Regions from separate parts of the Homo sapiens genome. Here region 1 is linked to region 2. The links are chromatin contacts, found by Hi-C or POLR2A ChIA-PET in ENCODE. All regions are on one chromosome and are shown on one strand. The core of a region is the stretch at or near the end of the contact, and the rest is flanking DNA. Distances in the headings are between cores, read along the strand shown. Region 1 holds the start of SLC27A2 (solute carrier family 27 member 2). Region 2 holds the start of GALK2 (galactokinase 2).

Region 1 (3,064 bases), core at 349-2,848, 1.0 Mb before region 2:
CCCTGTCACCCAGGTCTTTCAGCCCACTCCTGTGTAGGCCTCTTCTTACTGACTGAGAGAAGGAACCCTTGGTCCTTATTCAAGTGCAGAGACAAGCTCTCTGGGAGGGGAAAGCCATCAGCCCTGTGAGTAACAGGTTCTCTGTCACTTCCTGACCTTGTCATCACTTAAGTTACTGTTTCAAGTCTGGCTGAAATGTGGCAGGAGCTAACCACAGAACTGAAAGGGTCACTATTGTGATAGATGCAGTGGGGGCTCACAACGGTCCTGTAGCAGATCCCCAGTATCTTCTCCCTGGGGATCAGGTGGGGTCACCTTTGTTCTGCAGGGAGGGGACAGGATGCTAACAGCAGTTGAGAGCTGGAAGCAACATTGAAGCCTGCCTCATTAGAGAGGAGCAAACCAAGGGACAGAGAGGAGAAGTGACTTTCCCATGATCACACAGCCAGTCAAGCAGCAGAGGTGAGAAGAGCCCCTCTGGATCCACTAGAGTTCGCACTCAAGATCCTCTGCATTTTAATGCAGATGTTATAAGTATTGATTAAGAGCTTGGAATTTGGAGATAGATGGCTGGGCATGAGGCTTCACCTCTCAGGACCTCAGTGGTCTCATCTATAAAAGTCCTATAACAAAGCCTACCCATTGTGAGGATTAAAAACCACACTGCCTGTAGAGTGCTTAACACAGAACCTAGCACATTATCAGCTTCCACAACAGGTGGTCCTAAAAGATCATTATTTGCGATTCAAGGAAACACTGCCAACCTTTTTCTATACCTACAGTTCCGATCTGAACCTCCCTCTGCGAACCCCTTATGCCACGCTGTGGCTCGTCAGTCAAGGCGCCGAGAAGCCCTGGTGCCAGGGCAGGGCGATCCTCGGGGCTCACCTGGCGACACCAGCAGCACCTTCGCCCCGCAGCACTGGAAGCAGTGCAGCAGGGACTTCGCGCGGATGTTGTAATTGAGGCACGCCATGGCACAGCCCAGCTTCACCAGCCCCAGCCACAGCCACACGTAGGCCGGCTCGTTACCCATAAGGAGCGCCACGCAGTCTCCCTGGCGCAGGCCGAGGTGGTCGTGCAGCGCCCGGGCCACTTGATTGCTGCGCCGGTCCACCTGCGCGTAGGTGAGAGTCTCGTCGCGGAAGAGCAGAAAAGGCTTGTGTGGCGTCTGGCGCGCTTTCTCCAGGAACGCCCGCAGGATGGTGCGCGCCGGCCGCCGCTTCCCGTAGCTGCGCACCCTCCGGCCCACGGCGGCCACCTTCAAGAAGTAGCCTATGTCCTGGAAGAAGTATGGGCAGCAGAGGTTCACCAGGAGCGGCAGGAACAGCAGTCCCGCCAGGACTGTGTAGATGGCGGAAAGCATGACGGCTGCGGGGCCCTCTGTCCCAGCGAGGGCAGAGGGTTCACCCCGGGCGTGCAGCGCGGCGACTGGGCGGGCTCCGGGCGGACTGGCGGGCTGCGCCGGGGCGCACGCGGCGGGACGCCGGGCTCGCGTGAGATGAAGGGGAAGACAGAGCTCCTCCGCTGCAGGTACCGCCGCGGGCTCCGGAGCAGGTGTAGTCGTATGCGCGTTGCCGGGGGTTCCGGGCAGGACTGGCCGGCTGAGCCCGCCCCCTTGTGGGGGGCAGCCACCTGCTCTCCCGGCCCTCCCACGCGGTCCTCCCGGGGCTGGGCAGGCTGCCCTGCGGCTCACCAGGAGCCTCGGCCACTTCCCAGCTCGAGTCTGGAGGTCTGGGGTCAAGTCTGGACCTCCTCGCGTTGTGACCGAAGTACTTTACCTCTAGGAGCCACGGTTTCTTTAAATGGTGATGAGACGCGCTTAGCGGACGTTGGGAATATTAAAGGAGATATTGCAGGCGTGGGGCTATTATTTGTTACCACTAATAGAATGGCTTATGGAGATGACACTGTTATTACCGATAAAGTGCCTTATAAATGTCAGACAGTCCTATTATTTATTAATAGCGGGTACCAGGTGCCACTGCCAAACCAGAATCTCATCTCTCCTTCCTGGTCCCAAGGGCTTTCCGCCTGGTCTCTCTTTGTTTCTCAGATTTGCTTCCCAGCCCGACTGCCAGGCGGTCTCCTGTAGCGAAGGCTTCAAGGTTGAACAGAAATGCCTGTGGCAGTCACGTCCAGCTCATCCCAAGCCCTGCCAGGTGAGTGAGGGCAGGACACTCTAACCTAGTCGGCCCTGCCTGGTCGGGGGAGTCCTGATTTCGTGAAGAGCAGTGCTACACCGCACCACCTGAAATCAAGCTTTGACATTATTTTACGATTTTGTTCTGTTAAGTGATCCTGCTGTTCCCTCATGTTGAAAGTTGTCAAGTGTTGTCAGCACAGTTCACACATTTAATAAGTGGCTCTGTCAGAGAATAGTATAGTACAGAGGACATTGAGTAAGTGGTATTGGCATGACTCAAAAACCATTTCTTTTAGAGGAAATGTGAACCTTTCTTTTAATTTGCCTTAGTGCTACTTCTGTACGAAGTGAATGCTCACTACTTGCCACTGAGGAGGGTCAGGATCTAAGTAGTGTTTTATTTTCATCCTCTACTGTCCTCCTGTGTTCCTCTATCTTAATTTGATACGATAAATACAGATAATGCTTATTCCTCCCAGACACGCTGCTAGGAGCTTCCCTATGTTACATTTTGGGAGCCTGAGTTATTTTATACAGGTGGCACTTTCATGCTCATTTACAGACAAGAAAGGGAAGCTTAGGTGAATTGAGACAGCCGGTAAGTAATTCGTGGGTTTTGGAAATGGTATCTGTTTGGTCCCGGGGAACCAACTCTTAGCTTATTCTTAGTAACTATACTATGCTGTCCTCCTATTCTCTAGGTTTCTGTCCATGTCCTCTTTTTTTTTCGGTGTGTGTAAAACACACAAAAATGTTTCACATTCCCTCCAGGCCACCCCCTGCCGTTTTTTAGCCTCCTTTTCGTATCCCTAGTAACTGCGCAAGCAACCTTTCCCTTTTCCTGACTTTTTCATTTCTGATCCAGCTACCTGGTTGCATCATTTCCCTGGGGATGAGCTGGGGGCCTTCATCATCCCT
Region 2 (3,255 bases), core at 131-2,630:
TCAAAGACATTGAGAAGTAGTCCAAAGCTGTGCTGGACTCTATAATAAGAAATCATGCTTCTTTCTGGTAACTAAAGACACACTGTTTGCTGGTTTAAGGATGAAAGAACATTTTCAAGTTGTAGTAAAGTATAATATCATCAACTGACACACGGTGGTAATAAACCACCAAGTAGGAAGAGCTTAAGGACTTGATGCCAGAGAAAAAAACTAACAGAAAAAAACTGAAAACAGCAAAGGCAGAGGGCCGGGCGCGATGGCTCACGTCTGTAATCCCAGCACTTTGGGAGGCCAGGGTGAGCGGATCACTTGAGCTCAGGAGCTCGAGACCAGCCTGACCAACATAGAGAAACCCCATCTCTGATGAAAATACAAAATTAGCCGGGTGTGGTGACGCCTGCCTGTAATCCCACCTACTCAGGAGGCTGAGACAGGAGAATCGCTTGAACCTGGGAGGCGGAGGTTGCGGTGAGCCAAGATGGCGCCACTGCACTCCAGCCTGGGCAACAAGAGCAAAACTCCGTCTCAAAAAAAAAAAAAAAAAGAAAAAGAAAAAGAAAAAAGAAAGGAAGGAAGAAAGAAAAGAAAAGAAAAACAGCAAAAGCAGAGAGTCAGGAAAGCCCTTCGCTAATGTAGCAGGTGACAGACTTCATTTTATGAGACCTCAGCCCCATTAGTCAGAACGAAGTATTTCTACAAAGTACCTGTAACTGAAAAGATCCTCCCCGAGACATCACTAAACTATTAGTTACTGTGTAGCTAGGGACTGCCAGCAAATTAATTCCCTAAGTGACAGTTCAGAGATTCTCGTGTTTTTGTTTTGTTTTGTTTTAAAGAGGATGCAGACACCAAGAAGGTTTTTGTGTTTGTTTTCAATTAATATTTAGAAAGAAGACTTTTAAAAAGCAGTATCAACTGGCATGCGAGACAAAGAGAGGAGTTCAGTGTGGATATGGGCATTTCTGCTGAAGCCCAGTAGAAAGAGTACACTAATTACAACAAGAAAAGGAAAAGAAGAATCTGCATGGATGAAGAAAAAAACATACAACCCTTCGTAGTAGTCAAGGTAGAATGTGTTTGCGGCGTGATCTTTTTTGCAAGCCCAGCCACGTGTCCTTATAGAATCCCAAGGGTTCCACTTGCTCCCCGGGACCAAAAGCAGCGCCCCAAGGGAGGAGCCAAGTGCTGTGGACCCGATCTACACGTAGCCAACCCAGCAGATCCCAAAGCCCGGCGTCTCCTCTCCCCCACCTAGGATGTTCTGCCACCTGGACCCGACGCGTAGCAGGGCTCTCTGTAGCCATATTTCGCTAGATCCTTCTTTCTCCTGTAGTTTCAAGTGTCTAAGCAAAGCTCCCAGAGCAATCACGAGACTTCTGTGACAGGAGCCGTTTTCTTCCGGGAGATAAACAGCTCCCGCCCTGCGGAAATCCTGCAGCTTCGCTGAGGTGGCTGCTTCCAATCGGCCCCTCCTCTGGCTCCTCCTCCCTGGACTCAGCCAGGGTTCCCTCCAAGCAGCAGTCAGGTACAGCCTCCGTCCTGCTCTTAGCTCCCAGGGAGGGACTAGGGCCTCGCAGGAGCCCCTGCGCAGAGCACGTGCGAAGCTGACTAGTGAGGTTTTCTTTTTGCGCCCTGTGGATGTCAGAGAACAGTGTCATAACCTGGCGCCCTACATACACCTAGTTTCTGATCTGTCTCGGGCTGCGTTTTTTTGTTTGTTTGTTTGTTTTTTAGTTATGGTTTTGGTCTTTATTGTTCAGCAGCTACTCCCCAAACAACACTAAAATGTTTAGCTATTGCTTCTTTGCGGATTACTTCCAAATCAAGCAACATAAAATTGATGTATCACTTGATTTAAATAGATTTGCATTTATTTACAGGTTAGAGGCATTGGTGGGCCTTCCTAGAACACAGTAGTGAAAAGACGGAAACACATGCCTTTTAATGTGCAAGACCCCTTAGCATCCAGTTAAACCTCTTCATTTTTCACTTATCTAGAGAAATCCTAGATGCCCTATCAAAAGTACACTATCCCTAGTACATCACTAACTTTTCCTTCCTTCATAGTTCTCCTATTTGCTTATGTATTTATTGTGTCTCTCACCACCTCCATCATCACTACCACTAGAAAGCAACTGGGGGCAGGCAGATTGGTTTTTAATGAATAGGTAAGATAAACTGAATGAACGACGAAAGGTGAAATGATGTGCCTGAGGTCACAGTGATCATTGGGAACAAAACTGGAATTAAAATTCAGATCTATTAACTCTCAATCTAGTGCACTTTGCACCTCAGAAATATTGAGATTAAACCCAAGCAAAGACAGCTAGCAATAAACCCATTCCAAAGTTTCCTGATTAAGGAAGTTTGAGCCAACATGCCCAACACACTAGGGGTAGTAGCATAACTCAGAGAGATTCGATAAGTTGTATACATCAGTAAGTTACTGCTCCAGAATTTCTATATGTATATGCATACTTTGTCTCCATGTTTCCTTCCCCCTTCTGTATACATGTATACAGGAGGAAGGGGGAAGGAAACATGGAGACAAAGTGTGAATGGACAATAAAGCATAGCCAAAGAGTGGCAGCCCCTTGGCACCCCGTTGGGTTATTACTGTAAATGATACATCAAAGAAACAAAGTTACTCTGGTCTCAGGGCAGCTTTCTCACTATTATTTCAGTCCCTCTTTATCATTTTCAAATGAATGAATTATATCTTCTTGTTTCTGGGCCCCAATAAATCCCAGTTTGATGTTCATTTTGGTTTAATTTTGAGTAACAGGAGTCATCACTGTCACTTGTAAATAGTTTTAATAGGGAGATAACCTAAATTTTAAAAAAAAATGTAAAATGTTTAGGGACATCAGTAAATACAGAAAAGAACAGAATCTTTTTTTTTTTTTTTAGATGGAGTTTCGCTCTTTGTTGCCCAGGCTGGAGTGCAATGGCATGATCTCTGTTCACTACAACCTCCACCTCCCAGGTTCAAACGATTCTCCCGTCTCAGCCTCCCAAGTAGCTGGGAATACAGGCAGCCGCCACCACACCAGCTAATTTTTGTATTTTTAGTAAAGACGGGGTTTCACCATGCTGGGCAGGCTGGTCTCGAGCTCCTGACCTCAGGTGATCAGCCCACCTCGGCCTTCCAAAATTCTGGGATTAAAGGTGTGAGCCACCGTGCCCAGCCCAGAATCATTTTTTATTCAGATGTTTCTAATATATTCTTTTGCATTAGTTGAAAAATAACAAATT

The links. Hi-C counts contacts between places; a loop is a spot of excess contacts on that map. ChIA-PET counts read pairs that join two places held with the same protein, here RNA polymerase II (POLR2A). Pooled maps may share reads with other maps.
Region 1: a loop to region 2 is called in a pooled map, with 10 times the contacts of the local background. The contact joins the promoter of SLC27A2 here to the promoter of GALK2 in region 2. A Hi-C loop is called at or near these places in 4 of 50 pooled maps. POLR2A ChIA-PET finds 5 or more read pairs at or near these places in 2 of 52 experiments (OCI-LY7 and activated naive CD4-positive, alpha-beta T cell).

What each region holds. Positions count from the first base shown.
Region 1 is chr15:50,180,730-50,183,793 of GRCh38, reverse strand. It overlaps SLC27A2 (solute carrier family 27 member 2), which reads right to left and starts at 1,598. Exons shown (of 10, transcript NM_003645.4): 1 at 889-1,598. The coding sequence starts at 1,366. It also overlaps a transcript of ATP8B4 not described here. RefSeq lists silencers at 997-1,096, 1,367-1,706.
Region 2 is chr15:49,168,372-49,171,626 of GRCh38, reverse strand. It overlaps GALK2 (galactokinase 2), which reads right to left and starts at 1,380. Exons shown (of 10, transcript NM_002044.4): 1 at 1,252-1,380. The coding sequence starts at 1,304. It overlaps MIR4716 (microRNA 4716), which reads left to right and starts at 2,474; the gene lies at 2,474-2,557. RefSeq lists enhancers at 1,193-1,432, 1,064-1,968.